2 separate regions of the Homo sapiens genome follow, and region 1 is linked to region 2. Evidence: chromatin loops called from intact Hi-C (ENCODE). Cell type or tissue: breast epithelium. All regions are shown on one strand. Links, peaks and the distances in the headings refer to the core of each region. The heading gives the core; the rest is flanking DNA.

What was found. A loop is a pair of places that touch in the nucleus more often than their neighbours do. Peaks named below come from ENCODE experiments on the same cell type or tissue, not always from the same donor. Only the 100,000 strongest peaks of a DNase experiment are listed, where the experiment ranks them.
Region 1: it touches region 2 in a loop (12-fold over the local background); 1 of 110 quality-filtered maps calls a loop at or near these places.

The regions. Positions count from the first base shown.
Region 1 is chr7:355,431-362,023 of GRCh38, forward strand. No RefSeq gene overlaps it. Among named protein-coding and RNA genes, the nearest start is that of FOXL3-OT1, 67 kb to the left of the region's middle. In breast epithelium, for the core only: no CTCF peak of the experiment used is centred there; DNase peaks (open chromatin) are centred at 1,915 and 2,515; H3K4me3 peaks cover 472 bases; H3K27ac peaks cover 3,965 bases; H3K27me3 peaks cover 1,480 bases.
Region 2 is chr7:1,148,133-1,155,811 of GRCh38, forward strand. ZFAND2A (zinc finger AN1-type containing 2A) reads right to left here. Exons shown (of 5, transcript NM_182491.4): 4 at 7,321-7,452; 5 at 4,775-5,092. The coding sequence ends at 4,937. Among named protein-coding and RNA genes, the nearest start is that of ZFAND2A, 8.2 kb to the right of the region's middle. In breast epithelium, for the core only: no CTCF peak of the experiment used is centred there; no DNase peak of the experiment used is centred there.

The DNA.
Region 1 (6,593 bases), core at 197-5,196, 790 kb before region 2:
AGTTGGTATGGGACTGAGTTAGCACTGGAATTTTAAAAACTCTCCAGGTGGTTCATTGGTTCAGCAAAGTTTGGGAACCACTGACCTAACTCACAGAGTGGCTGTGAGGGGTAAATAAGATGACATATGCAAAATACATAGTGTCAAGCCTGGCTGCAGACTGGACTCGGTGGATGGCCAGTATCGTTATTGTCATTTTTAGTATCACCACCACCAGCACCACCAGCACCACCATTATCACCGTAACCACCATCATTACCACCATCACTGTTATCATCATCATCACCATCTTCATCATCACCATCATCATTGTGACCATCATCCTTACCACCATCATCATCATCACCATTATCATCATCACAACCGCCATCCACACTGTCATCACAATCACCATCAATATCACCATCACCACCATCACCAGCATCACCATCACCATCATCACCATCGTCATCACCATCATCACCATCACCACTATCACCACCATCACCATCACCACCATCACTATCATCATCACCACCATCACCATCATCATCATCACCATCACCATCATCATCATCATCATCATCATCATCACCATCATCATCATCATCATCATCATCATCACCACCACCATCACCACCATCACCATCACCATCATCACCATCACCATCACCACCATCACCATCACCACCATCAGCATCACCACCATCAGCATCACCACCATCAGCATCACCACCATCACCATCACTGTCATCACTTCTGGATTGCTCTTTCTATATTTTCATCGGAAACTGATGCATAAAATTCTTCGTTCTTTTTCCAGCCAGAAAGCTTATCTATATCCACTGCAAGTGTAGGCAGGTTGCAGGGGAGTTACTATCCTCTGAGTCAGTGTTGGCTTACATATACTTGGGACTGCTGGTTACTTCCACGTTTTAAATTTCTAAGGAGCTTCTCGTTTAAACCTCACTGTAGCCTTGGCATGTGGGCAGTTTTTGCTATCCCATTTTACAGATGAGAAAACAGAGGTTCAGGAAAGTTAGTTGATGTGTCCACGGTCCCACTGCCACCTAATGGTAGATCTGGGATCTAAATCCAGGTGTCTAATCTCAAAACACTTGCAAATTAATTGTCGCCTAGAGTCTGGGGCATGGGCTGACCTCCTGAGACTCTGGTGTCCCGGTGTTACCCTCAATGCCTTTGTTCCTCCTGCAGATGCCTCCCCTTCTGCTTGGATCACAGGAGGCCTTGAGAAAAGGCTTCCAAGGGCTTTGGGTCAGCAGAGCGGAGGAATGAGGCTTCCACGGCGCACTCTGTGCCAGGCCCCCAGCCCACCCCTGACCGCTCTGCCGGGATGTCAGGCAGGGCTGGGCTGTGTCTGGCTCAGGCAGCCGAGGGACACGGCACAGATCGGTCCCTCCTCTCTCCCCAGGGAGGCCTCCCTCTTCAGGCTCTCTCCAGCCTCACCTGCCTCATCTGTGCCCAGGGGCTTTGGCGGGCAGGGAGGATGCTCTGACCCTAGGAAGCCCTGCAGCAGGGAGGGGAAGGGGGTTGACAGACAGCGTCCGGAGCAGGCTGCTGCTGCGGGAACAGGGGAACCCTCAGACCAGAAAGACCTCAGCTCAGGCTCCAGCACGGGCCTCTGCCCCCCTTGGATGGAGGCTGCTCCCCGTGCCAGCTGCTGGGCACTCAGAGCCTGTCCCCAGCCTGGGCCAAGCAGTGCCGAGGGCCAGAGAAAGCCTTTGGATGACGAGTCCTTGAGGTTGTGTCCACAGCAATGGCAGCCCTGGGAAGCCGGTGGGGATGCAGTGGGCTCTGTGCTCGCCTCCTGAGAGGCACGGGGCTGAGGACCTGTGAGCGGGTGGGGATGCAGTGGGCCCTGTGCTTGCCTCCTGAGAGGCACGGGGCTGAGGACCTGTGAGGGATCCGGGAGGGGAGGTGCACAGGGCCTGGCAGTCTGACAGGGAGGGAGTGTTTTTCTTGCTGCGCTTTTTGAGGGAGAGAGGAAAGGAGAAGGGAGAGCACGCTGCCCCAGGACCTGTGACTGTGGGAAGCAAATGGTGTCTAACGTGCACGAACTGCTCCCTGGCACTCCAGGGAAGGGAATTTTCCCAAATCAAACTAGATCTGCTTCCCACCATTGGCTCTCCCCCAGGGATGATAAGTTCAAGTTAGAAGCTCTCAGCCCCGTCCTGCCCTGCGGGTGGGGCCCTGGGGCTCTGCAGGAGGCAACCCCACTGCCCTGACCCCAGGAGCCCTGGGAGCTGTGAGATGTCCCCTCCGCAGCCCAATCACTCAGCCAAGTGAGCTGGCTGTGCTCGCCGCCCAGGCCTTGGTGTCTGCACCATCTCCAGCCCCTTTCCTGCCCACCCACCCTGGGACCCTGCTTGGAGACAGGGCCGTGAAGCGGCTCTCCTCACATTCCCACATTAGCAAGCATCTACAGCCCCGACTCCATAGAGGCACAATGGTCTCCACTCCTGCCCCTTCCAAGAGGAGAGCAATGCTTAGCTTCTCTTCACGCCTGCTTACCCGCTTCTGGGAATAAGGCAGGCCTTGAGAACAAAGGCCTTCCTGTGAGACTCTGGAACGGTGACTGAAACAACAACAAAAAAGCCATCAATCTATCAACTTCACAAAGATAGTTTTGGCATGATGTACCTTGTAACTCCTGTTCTCCTGCTCTGTAAGAATCTTTGTCAATTTTTGTGATAGTCCGACTCCACAGTGGGCCTCAACAATCATGGCCTCCTGGTGTTCACACACTTAGCTGACCCCATGGCAGCTCATGACAGCCATTGCAAGGCCAGGCACGGTGGCTCAAGCCTGCAATTCCAGCACTTTCGGAGGCTGAGGCAGGAGGCTTGCTTGAGGCCAGGCATTCAATAACAGCTTGGGCAACACAGTGAGACCCTATCTCTACAACAAATTTTAAAAATTAGCTGGATGTGGTGCTGGACGCCTGTAGTCCCAGCCACTCAGGAGGTGGGAGGATGGTTAGAACCCAGAGTTTGAGCCTGCAGTGAGCTGTGATCACACCACTGCACTCCAGCCTGGGCAACAGAGCAAGACCCTGTCTCAAAAACAAAGTCACTGCAGCTTAGTCTCTTGGATTGCTCATTCTGTAGAGGCTGGCAGCCATGTTGTAAGGAGGCTCAAGCAGCTCTGAGGAGACCCCCCCCCCCCCATGGGGAGGAGCCACCCTTCCAGCCACATGCAGGAGCCACCTTGGAAGGGGCTCCTCCAGCCCAGCAGACTTTCAGCTGACAGCAGACTCATGAGACCCTAAGGCTGAGCCACTCTCAAGTTCATGACCCATAGAAGCCATGAGAGATGATAAATTATTATTATCCTTTGAAGCCATTAAGTTTTGGGGTGATCTGTGACACAGCAACAGATAACACACTTTTCAACAGTTCTGGAGTTTGCATTATGGAGCTTTTTCAGGGGTCACTGTGGTAAAGTATGAGGCCTTAAGGTTCAAGGTGGACCCCAGTGTCAAAGAGAGGCCCCAAGAGAAGAGGGGTTCCCTTCTCTCTGTCCCCTGCCCTTCGGGAGCCCCCTCCACACATGCCCCCACAGGCCCACGCACCCCAAGCTGTGCCTGGGGAAATAGGTCAGGCCTCCAGCCCAGACCCCTGCAGGTTTCTGCTCCAGAGGAGCTCTTCGAGGGGTTTCCTTGACCACCCCTCCATTAAAAACCGGGTGTCTGGAAAAGTCTTTTGCAGGGAGGACCCTGGGCATTGTCCTCGAGCCACGTTCTAGGGAGGCTGCGGGTGTCCCTGCCTGGGGATGTGGGTTCCTGCTTTGCCAATCCCGCATCCTTGGCCATTTATCCCATTGTGTTGCCAGCCTGTAGGGAGGAGAGAGACAGAGAAGATCCTGTTTCTCCTGCTCATATCAGAGGCTGGCAGGCCTAGAAGGGGCTGAGGGATGGAGCACGACCCTCAACCTGTACAGACAACGGCCCAGAAAGGCTGTGGAATCTGCCCGGGGCCACCCAGCAGGCAGGCAGTGGTGTGGCGGCCCGAGTCCCTCCTCCGAGCCCAGCCTCTGCCCCCGACCCAGGTTCCTCCCAAAGGGTGTTTTCTCACAGACGTCTCAGAGCTATTTTTTCTCTGAAAGCTAAACAATCACTCCTTTGCTCTTAGGATGAGATGCGGTTTGTGTCTACACACAGCAGACCCGGCTGCCCTGGTCCCCAGGCCGCCACCATCTGGCCGTGCACACACTCGCCTGGTCCTGGCCGGACCAGAGGGCGTCTGCACAGGTACAAGGTGGCGGGTGGAGCCCAGGACCCCTGGACAGCCAGGCCATCCCGGGGCTTGGCCGGAAACCAGGATGGCCTGGCCTGTTTTCCTGGCACCTCCTGCACCAGGGCCGTGGCTGCCTGCAGGTGGGGGCCCTCCTCCCAGGTGGTCTGGGGAAGGCGCCCAGTGAGTGGGGCCGAAGCCGCTTCCTGGGGAGGGTTGCTTCACCGCAGAGCCCAGCTGGGCACCCAGAAGTGGCTCAGGGCTGTGTGTTTACTCCTACCCTGACCACCGGCGAAAGGGATTTGAGGGCTGGCTCGTCTGTGGCAGCCACCAAAGTCAATGGAAAAACCACACGGGAGGAAGGGAGGGATGTGGGGTGTTTGAGCTGCAGGAGGGGCATCCCCAGGACGCACGCTGGGGCCACATCTGGGCGGAAGCAGGTGTACCAGCCCAGCCAGGGCAGGGCAGAGCCCCAGGGGCGGGTGGGGGCCACAAGCAGCCCAATCCAGCTCCAAGTAGAATCAATTCCTTTCTGTTGAAAGTTCCGTTTCTAAGAGTGATCGTGTTCCCAGCAGAGTGAACACAGACGTCGGTGTCGGCTCTGCACAACGGCGGTGCGGGGGCCCCGTAAGCACTCCAGGAGGACGCCGAGTGAGCCCTCCCCTCTCACACCCGACCCTCCTCTCTCAGAAGCCACTGCTCTGGTGTGTGGCGGCCGCTGCCTTGCCTTTTCCCATGCAGTTTTGCCATAGACTATTTAGCTTTGTTTCTTAACTCCCAAAACACAAAACTGAACCCCCAGCGATGGCCTGTGCCCCATTCCCCAGTGCACAACGCAAGCCTCCTTCCCGCCAGCGCCAGCACGTCGCCCCGCGGTGCTCCCCGGTGTGAAAGGGCTGAGCCATCCCTCTGCTGTGACTGGCTTCCGGCGGTTTCCAGCGTCTTGCTTTCTGAGCAACGCTGCCGTGAACATCCCACAAACTCCTTGAGTCTGCCATGCACGTCTTTAGAGATAGGTGGAGAGTCGTGCCGGCCCCACGCGGGCAGCCCAGCAGCTCCGGGTGTTGGTGCCACCGGGCACTGTCTGGCCAAGGGTCCCCTTGCTCCGTCCTCGCCAGCCCTGGGTAGGGCCAGGCTTTTTAAGTTTTGCGGATCTGCTGGTGCGTAAGGGTCCTTCGTGGTGATCTCAATTTGCGTTTTCCTGATTGCGAAGGAGCCGAGCGTTGGTCACGCCTGGGAAGCTGTTCAGTGACTCCGTGTGCCCATCTTCCGCCGTCGGGGGCTTTGCTTGTCGACGCCTGTTGACGTTTTTAAATCTTCTGGGCCTCCCTTTTTTGGTCAAATATATATATGGCACATGTCCTGCTTCGGGCTTGTCTTTTCACTCCTTTTATGGTAGATTTTAATGTAACAGAATGTCTTTATTTTAATGTTTTAGAATTTACCAATCTTTGCCTTTATGACGAATAATTTTGTAGATTGTTTCACAAATCCATCCCTAATTCAAAGTCATGAAAACAGCCCTTTAAATCCTCTTCTAAAACCATGACGGGGTTTATTTACATTTAGGAATTTAATCCATGCAGGTCTGCCTTTAGTGGTGTGGAGAGGGACAGCACTCTCTGCTTTCTGTATGTGGGCGTCCGGTTGTCCCAAAGCCACGCTCCCACTCACGCCGCTGCCTCCCTGTCCCGACTCCCTCCCACTCACGCCTCAGCCTCCCTGTCCCGACTCCCTCCCACTCACGCCTCAGCCTCCCTGTCCTGACTCCCTCCCACTCACGCCTCAGCCTCCCTGTCCCGACTCCCTCCCACTCACGCCGCTGCCTCCCTGTCCCGACTCCCTCCCACTCACGCCTCAGCCTCCCTGTCCCGACTCCCTCCCACTCACGCCGCTGCCTCCCTGTCCCGACTCCCTCCCACTCACGCCGCTGCCTCCCTGTCCCGACTCCCTCCCACTCACGCCTCAGCCTCCCTGTCCCGACTCCCTCCCACTCACGCCGCTGCCTCCCTGTCCCGACTCCCTCCCACTCACGCCTCAGCCTCCCTGTCCCGACTCCCTCCCACTCACGCCGCTGCCTCCCTGTCCCGACTCCCTCCCACTCACGCCTCAGCCTCCCTGTCCCGACTCCCTCCCACTCACGCCTCCGCCTCCCTGTCCGGACTCCCTCCCACTCACGCCTCAGCCTCCCTGTCCTGACTCCCTCCCACTCACGCCTCAGCCTCCCTGTCCTGACTCCCTCCCACTCACGCCGCTGCCTCCCTGTCCCGACTCCATGCTGTGTGGACTACTGTTCTGTCCCCACCTCAGCATCACCTTGTCACAAATGTTATGACTTTTTAATAAGCCTCAATACAGACA
Region 2 (7,679 bases), core at 1,510-6,509:
GGTGGGAGAGCTAGACAACGCCATCTAACAGGGACAGCACCGAGCTGACCACCCAGTTTCAAAATTTTGAGCAGTCACAGTAAAACCCAAGTGAAATTCATTTTAATGTTTTATTAACCTAGCATATTCAAAATATTATTTCAACATGTAAATATTTTTTTACTCTTCAGGCCTTGGTTTTATTTGCATTTCTAGAAATATACACACACTTCTAACTCTGTGCTACAAAAATTATACAGCAGTCCCCGTTTATCCTCTGGGGATCTGTTCCAAGCCTCCCAGTGGGTGCCTGGACCCCACTCTACAATAAAGGCAACATGTAAACAATACCTTTAACAGTGAGATATAGATAGATAGATAATTTGGTATTATGTTCAAAGCCCAGTGTGTTTTGGATACTTTTTTTTTTTTGAGACAGAGTCTCACTCCGTGGGCCAGGCTGGAGTGCAACAGCACAATCTGGGCTCACTGCAACCTCTCCCTCCTGGGTTCAAGTGATTCTCCTGATTCCTGAGTAGCTGGGATTACAGGCACCTGCCACCATGCCTGGCTAATTTTTGTATTTTTAGTACAGACAGGGTTCACCATGTTGGCCACGCTGGTCTCGAACCCTGACCTTGTGATCCACCCGCCTCAGCCTCCCAAAGTGCTGGGATTACAGGCGTGAACCATTGCGCCTGGCCTTGTTTTGTTTTTTTTTTTTTTTTTTTTTTTTAATGAGACAGTCTTGCTCTCTGTGACCCAGGCTGGAGTGCAGTGGTGTGATCACAGCTCACTGCAGCCTTGACGTCTCCTGAGTAACTGGGACCACATGCATGCACCATCTGTCTGGCTATTTATTTTTTTTGAGAGACAACGTCTTACTACATTGCCCAGTCCTATCTCAAACATCTGGGCTCAAGCAATCCGCCCACATCAGCCTCCCAAGGTACTGCGATTACGGGCATAAGCCACTGGGCCCGGCTGGATACATCTCAGTTTGGACATTAAATTATCAGAACTTTGTTTCTCAAGACTTTAAAAATTAAAAACATTTTTTCATTAGAACACCTGATCTGCAGATTCACAGTTCACACACCCAGGTTCCTAACGTACCTGTTTTCCACTGACTGAACCAAGTTAGTGGTTTTTAAACTTAACCACACCGAACACTGTGCTGGCTGCGTTTTCCTTGCTCCACAGCACACGAGGCCAGAGGTGCTGCAGACGCAGGGAAGTGGCTTGTCCAAGTGCAGTCCCAGACCAGACGTGTCACCCGGGCAGCTCCAGGTGTAAACCTGAGTCCACCTCAGACCACAGAACCAGGGCCTCGGGGTGGGGTCCAGCACCCTCCCGTAAGGAGCCCTGTGTTTTGACACAGGCTAGGGCTTGGGAACCGCCGGCCTAGGACAGACACCATGAAATAAGCATAGCAACGGTCACATGTCACCCACCGTCAGGGATGTGCACGGCCAGGTGATTGCATTGTCGTGCAAGCATCCTACAGGGACTTACACAGAGCTCGATGGTGCGGCCTCCTCCACACCCAGGCTGTAGGGCATAGCCTGTGGCTCCCAGGCTACAAATGCGTGCAGAGTGCTACTGCGCTGAATGCTGTAGGCCACTGCGGCACGGCGCTGCGTGTTTGTGCTTCCAAACCTAGGCGTGGTGCGGTCCAGCTTGCTGGGAGGATTCCATCCCAGTGTTCTGTGGGACTGCAGGGTGACTAGCTTGTTCTTAAGTTTTTTTTTTTTTTTTTGAGATGGAGTCTTGCTCTATCACCCAGGCTGGAGTGCAATGGCACGATCTCTGCTCACTGCAACCTCTGCCTCCCGGGTTCAAGCGATCCTCTTGCCTCAGCCTCCCAAGTAGCTGGGATTACAGGCATGCACCACCACGCCCGGCTAATTTTTGTATTTTTAGTAGGGACAGGGTTTCATCATGTTGGCCAGGCTGGTCTCAAACTCCTCCAAATACCACAATGTACCCCATCAATATGTACAATTATGTCAATTAAAATAAAAGCAAAAAAGTTTGTCAGATTAAAAAAAAAAGATATAGTGAAAATACAGTATGTTCTGCGATCACCAACATATACACGGTCCGTCATCGACAGAAACATCGTTCCCCTGACTGCAGGTCTGACCACCTTTTTGCAGAACGCCAACAGAATACAAACCCTTCCCGTTACATTTTTAGATGGTGAAAGCAGAAAAAAAAAAGGCAGTGGCTTGTGTTTTTGTGAACTGTCTCAGCGGGACATCTGGTGGGCACAGCTGGATGGCCAGGGCAGTTCAGAACAGGACAGAACTTGGGGGAATTTTGTTTCACCTTATTCCCTGACACCCCCTAAGTTCCCAGGAAATCACTGCACTCTTGATGAGCAGAGCGGCTGTCAGTATAAATCTAACACCAGTATTTACGTTACCCGTGTTCATCACTTCACAAAATCAGACGGTGGTGGAAAGTGTCAGGCCACGAAGGCCGCATCTGTCATCTGAGCCACAAAGGACTGTGCACCTCACTACCCCCCTTCCCTCCCGTTTTGGCTTTCTGCTCTTCAAACCTATAAAACCCAGTCTCCTGTAATCTCTGGCACTTGTGGAAGCCCTAGTTCCTGCCATTGTAGTTTTAAGTCACTTCTGGAAGTTTCCACTGCTTCATCACTGGACAGAGCCATCTTCAACAGGTGGCATTTTGCAACTTTCTTGTTGGTGCTGAAATAGATCCAGGTGCAAAGCAGCTCTCGGGCTTGCTGGCTGCTGACAACTGTGCCTTTTTTTTTTTTTTTTTTGAGATTCAGTCTTGCTCTGTTGCCCAGGCTGGAGTGCAGTGGCACAATCTGGGCTCACTGCAACCTCCGCCTCCCAGGTTCAAGTGATTCTCCTGCCTCAGCCTCCTGAGTAGCTAGGATTACAAGCGTGTACCACCACCACACCTGGCTAATTTTTGTTTTAGTAGACATGGGGTTTCACCATGTTGACCAGGCTGGTCTCAAACTCCTGACCTCAGGTGATCCGCCTGCCTCCGCCTCCCAAAGTGCTGAGATTACAAGCGTGAGCCACTGCGCCTGGCTGAACTGTGCCTGTTTTAAGAAGTTGACCGTGGCAGGGACAAGTGGTCCAGGAAGACACACCTTCTCTCACACAGTGTCCCAGCCCCTTGGAGGTCAGGAACGGGCACGCAGCTGTGCCCTCAAACAATGCGAGTAGCACCTGTGGCCGCCGCTGGACAAGAACCCTCGGCCAGGCAGGTGGATGTCCTTCCCCCTTCTTGGCCAGATAGTCACATCGTTACAGAGGTGACATGGTGAAGAGCGCAAGTGAGCTGTCTGGTGTTTGCTGGTTTTGAACTCCTGACCTTAGGTGATCCACCCACCTTGCCCTCCCAAAGTGCTGAGATTACAGGTGTGAGCCACTACGCCCGGCCTAGTTTGTGTATTTCAGTGGGGAAGTTTCAAGGTTTCAGGCTAACCATCTTCACTAAAATATAAAAGATTAGCCGGGCATGGCAGTTTGGTGCCTGTAATCCCAGCTACTCGGGAGGCTGAGGCAGGAGAATTGCTAGAACCTGGAAGGCAGAGGTGGCAGTGAGCTGAGATTGTGCCACTGCACTCCAGCCTGGGCAATAGAGCAAGACTTCATCCCTTTTAAAAAAAAAAAAGCAAAGCCAGCCAGCATTGAAGCTGGGGATTCCCGTGAAGATGGCCCGGAGGTGCTGCTGGGCCATTAGAAGTATGGGGAGTACCTGAAGGCGGAAGTTACCTAGAGTGGAAATAACCCACACGGCAGTGCAAACGGGAAGGACCTCATCACTTTCCACCAAAAAGAACAAAGAACAGCTCTTTTCAGGTTTGTCTTGATGATGCAGGAATGTTGATCATGTCAGAGGATCTTGGAGGGCAGAAAAGGTGTTTCAGAAACCAGCTGTATGATGCTGCTGCTGCCGAAAGGTTGTGCTGGAGCGAGCTGCTTCTGTAACTTGGGGTCCCAGTCCTGTGTCCTTCATCCATCCTGACGAAGTCGCACCACTGGAGCATCGCGTCACACTGTGCAGTTACACACAGCAACCTTTCCGTGTTCACCAACCAAGAGCTGCAGCACCCCACACAGACGAAATTGCGTTCACATGAGCCGGGTGAACCAGTACCCGAGTCGCTGGGCCAGCCCGCCAGGAGCCAGGGTGAGGAAATCTCCCAACGGCCTGGATTCAGAGACTGTCATGGGTGAGCACCTACAGAGAGGGTGGATGGATCAGCTCAGCCTCCATGTGCTGACCGCAAGAACCCACACAGCTTCCTGCAGGTAAGCAACTACCACTGGCCTGGCCCAGGGATGGACGCCAGACACCACCAGGTGCAACAGTTGAGGCAAATACAGATGCTTCTCGATTTGACAAACATTAGCATTACGAGTTGAATCATGTCCCCACAAGACATGCTGGAGCCCTAGACTCGGGACCTCAGAGTGTGACCTTCTGTGGACACAGGGTCTTTTCAGAGGTCACGACTGTGGGATCACATGACCAGCATCCTTACAAAAAGGGGAAGTCGGGACACACACAGAATGCCATGTGAAGATGAAGGTGGAGACGGGGGTTGTGCATTGACGAGCCCCGAGATGCTGGGGAGACGCAGCCGATGCTCCCCGCAGCCCTCAGAAGGGGCTGGCCCTGCCGACATCCTGCGCCTGGACCTCCAGCCCCCAGAACTGTGAAAGAACCGATTTCTATGGTTTGAGCCACCCAGTTTTTAGTACTTGGTGACGGCAGCAGTGGGCAATGAGAACAACTAGAATCAACTTCAGCATTCAATTTTATTATAGTCCCATCTCCCTCAACAAACAAGATCAGCAGCCAGTGTGGGATGGTGCTCAATGGGGCTCCACTTCCCACTAGAGTGTAAGCTGCTTCCACGCATGCTACTGCGTGCTCCGAGCCATCGCAGCGGAGTCTCTTCTCACCCAGCTTTGATGGTGGGGCGACTCCCGTGTCTGCAGCTGTGGTCCAAAGGGTGTCTGTGCTGGATACAGAAGTTGCCGTGACATTGGGCACATACCATCTGCAGCATCTCTTTCTTCTTGCAGCCCTCTTTTGAGCAACGGTATGTAAAAATCTAAGAGAGCAAAGTGACTTCAACAAGCAATTCTTTTTTTGGAGACAGGGTCTCGCTCTGTTGCCCAGGCTGGAGTGCAGTGGCTTGATCTTGGCTCACTGCAACCTCTGCCTCCTGGACTCAAGTGATTCTCCTGCTTCAGCCTAGTACCTGGTACTACAGGCACACACCGCCACGTCCAGCTAATTTTGTCTATTTTCACAGAGATGGGGTCTTGCCATGCTGCCCAGGCTGGTCTCAAACTCAGCCTCAGGTGATCCTCCCGCCTTGGCCTCCCAAAGTGCTAAGATTACCTGTGTGAGCCACTGTGCTGGCCTTAAATTCTTTAACAGCCTCCGGTAAGAACATTCCCATTTAAACTGGACACAGTTCCTGTCTGCACAGAGTACAGATGCAAAGTTTCATTTGACCATCTCAGTGCAGGTAAGAAGAACATGGGGCTGGACCCAGTGGCTCACGCCTGTCATCCCAGCACTTTGGGAAGCCAAGATGGGTGGATTGCCTGAGCTCAGGAGTTCGAGACAAGCTTGGGCAACATGGTGAAACCCCATCTCCACTAAAATATAAAAGATTAGCCAGGCATGGTGGCGTGGTGCCTGTAATCCCAGCTACTTGGGAGGCTGAGGCAGGAGAATTGCTAGAGGAGGCAGAGGCGGCAGTGAGCTGAGATTGTGCCACTGCACTCCAGCCTGGGCGACAGAGCAAGAGTTCGTCCCTTTAAAAAGAAAGAAAAAAAAAAGCCGGTCAGCATTGAAGCTGGGGATTCCCGTGAAGATGGCCCGGAGGTGCTGCTGGGAGGACAACAGAGAGAGGCAGCCAGGAAGCAGGGAGCGGGAGGGAAGGAGGCCAAGCACAGATGACAGGCAAGCCCCACAGAGGCACTGGCTCCAGGAGCCCTGGGACAGTGGAGGTTGTCCCCATCAAGGGAATATCTATCATGTCCCAGTACCCACCGGTCATTTTTTTTTTTTTTTTTTTTGGTGCCAGGATGTAGGCAGCGATATAAAGTCCTAGGAGTCAGAACTCCAAGAGGGGAAGGCAGTGAGGAGAGTGGGGAGGGTTCCAGCAGCCGGGGGTGGCCCTCCGGCCAAGGCAGGCAGGCATGGCCATGCTGAGCGACCATGCAGGAGGGACCCGTGCAGGGATGCAGGCAGAACACAGGGCGTGCCCACCAAAAGGACAGGAGCACAGCGGGCCAGGAGCAGCCGGGAGGGCATTCCTGTGTGGGGGCCTTGGGGCAGTGCTGGGTGAGCCCCCAGCAAGGGAAGCTGTGTCATGTGGAAGAAGCGGGTGTGCCAGAGAGCTGTGATGTCTCAGAGGCTTAAGAGACCTCCAGAGGCTGAGGGTCCCAGGGCACAGCCACAGCAGGGAGAGCTAGACAGGGCCAGAAAGTGGGGACCAGAGCAAGCTTCCGCACAGAGAATTTTGTGTGGCAGACTAAGGAACACTGATTTTATTCTCTATGTTTGAGACCAAAAGTTATTTGGTTTATGGTAATATAACTGTAAAGTATTGAACATCATATACTAAGATAGTTGGTAACCACCAACCAGGACCCATGACTAGGAACGGATTAAGCCTGACAGCAGCCAGTTCACTAGAGAAGCTCCTTGAGCTGGGCGTGGTGGCTCACACCTATAATCTCAGCACTTTGGGAGGCTGAGGCGGGCAGATCATAAGGTGAGGAGTTCAAGACCAGCCCGGCCAACATAGTGAAACCCTGTCTCTACTAAAAATACAAAAGTTAGCTGGATGTGGTGGCATGCGCCTGTAGTCCCAGCTACTCGGGAGGCTGAGACAGGAGAATCGCTTTAACCCGGGAGGCAGAGGTTGCAATGAGCCGAGACGGCACCATTCACCATGGCACTCCAGCCTGGGTGACAGAGCAAGACTGTCTCAAAACAAACAAACAAACAAACAAACAAATGAAACGCACATGAACAGAATGGATCTAGAAAGCCATGTGAATTCTCCATCTCAGGAGGGAAACTAGTAAATTCCAGTCAAGAAAGACGAACCTGACCTGGGATCCCTCATATTAAAGAACATTTATAAAACTGAAAACTCAGGCCCCTCGCAGTTTAGGACAGGGATAACGCAGCGTTAGGACTCTTCTTTTCTACTTTGTACATAAACTATTGGGAGTAATTTTCAGGTAGCAAACTGACTCTTCCCAAGGAAAAACCAGGCTTCCCAGATGAAGGAACTGAGGCGGGCTCTGTCCTTACCTTCTCTTTCTTCTTCCCAGGGTGAGAGTCACAGTCTCTGTCAATGTGATCACCAACCACCACGTCTGGTATCTGGCCCTTTTTTACTGGGATGGGGGTATTACAGAGTGGGCATACTGGGACGTGAACATCCTAAAAATAACAAAGGTAAGATGGCATCTGAGACTCATGCAACTTAAACTCACAGAAGTTTTAAACGAGTACTCCTGTGCGGCACACTTAAACACAAAGAGAGGACAAAAACCGGTCTCCCGAGCCCTCCGAGAACAAAGCATCACTGGGTCATGGATTAGCGGCAGCCATCTCTAGAATGTGGGCATCAGCTGCCCTGAGGAGTCTAGTGAAGTTTCAACGAATGG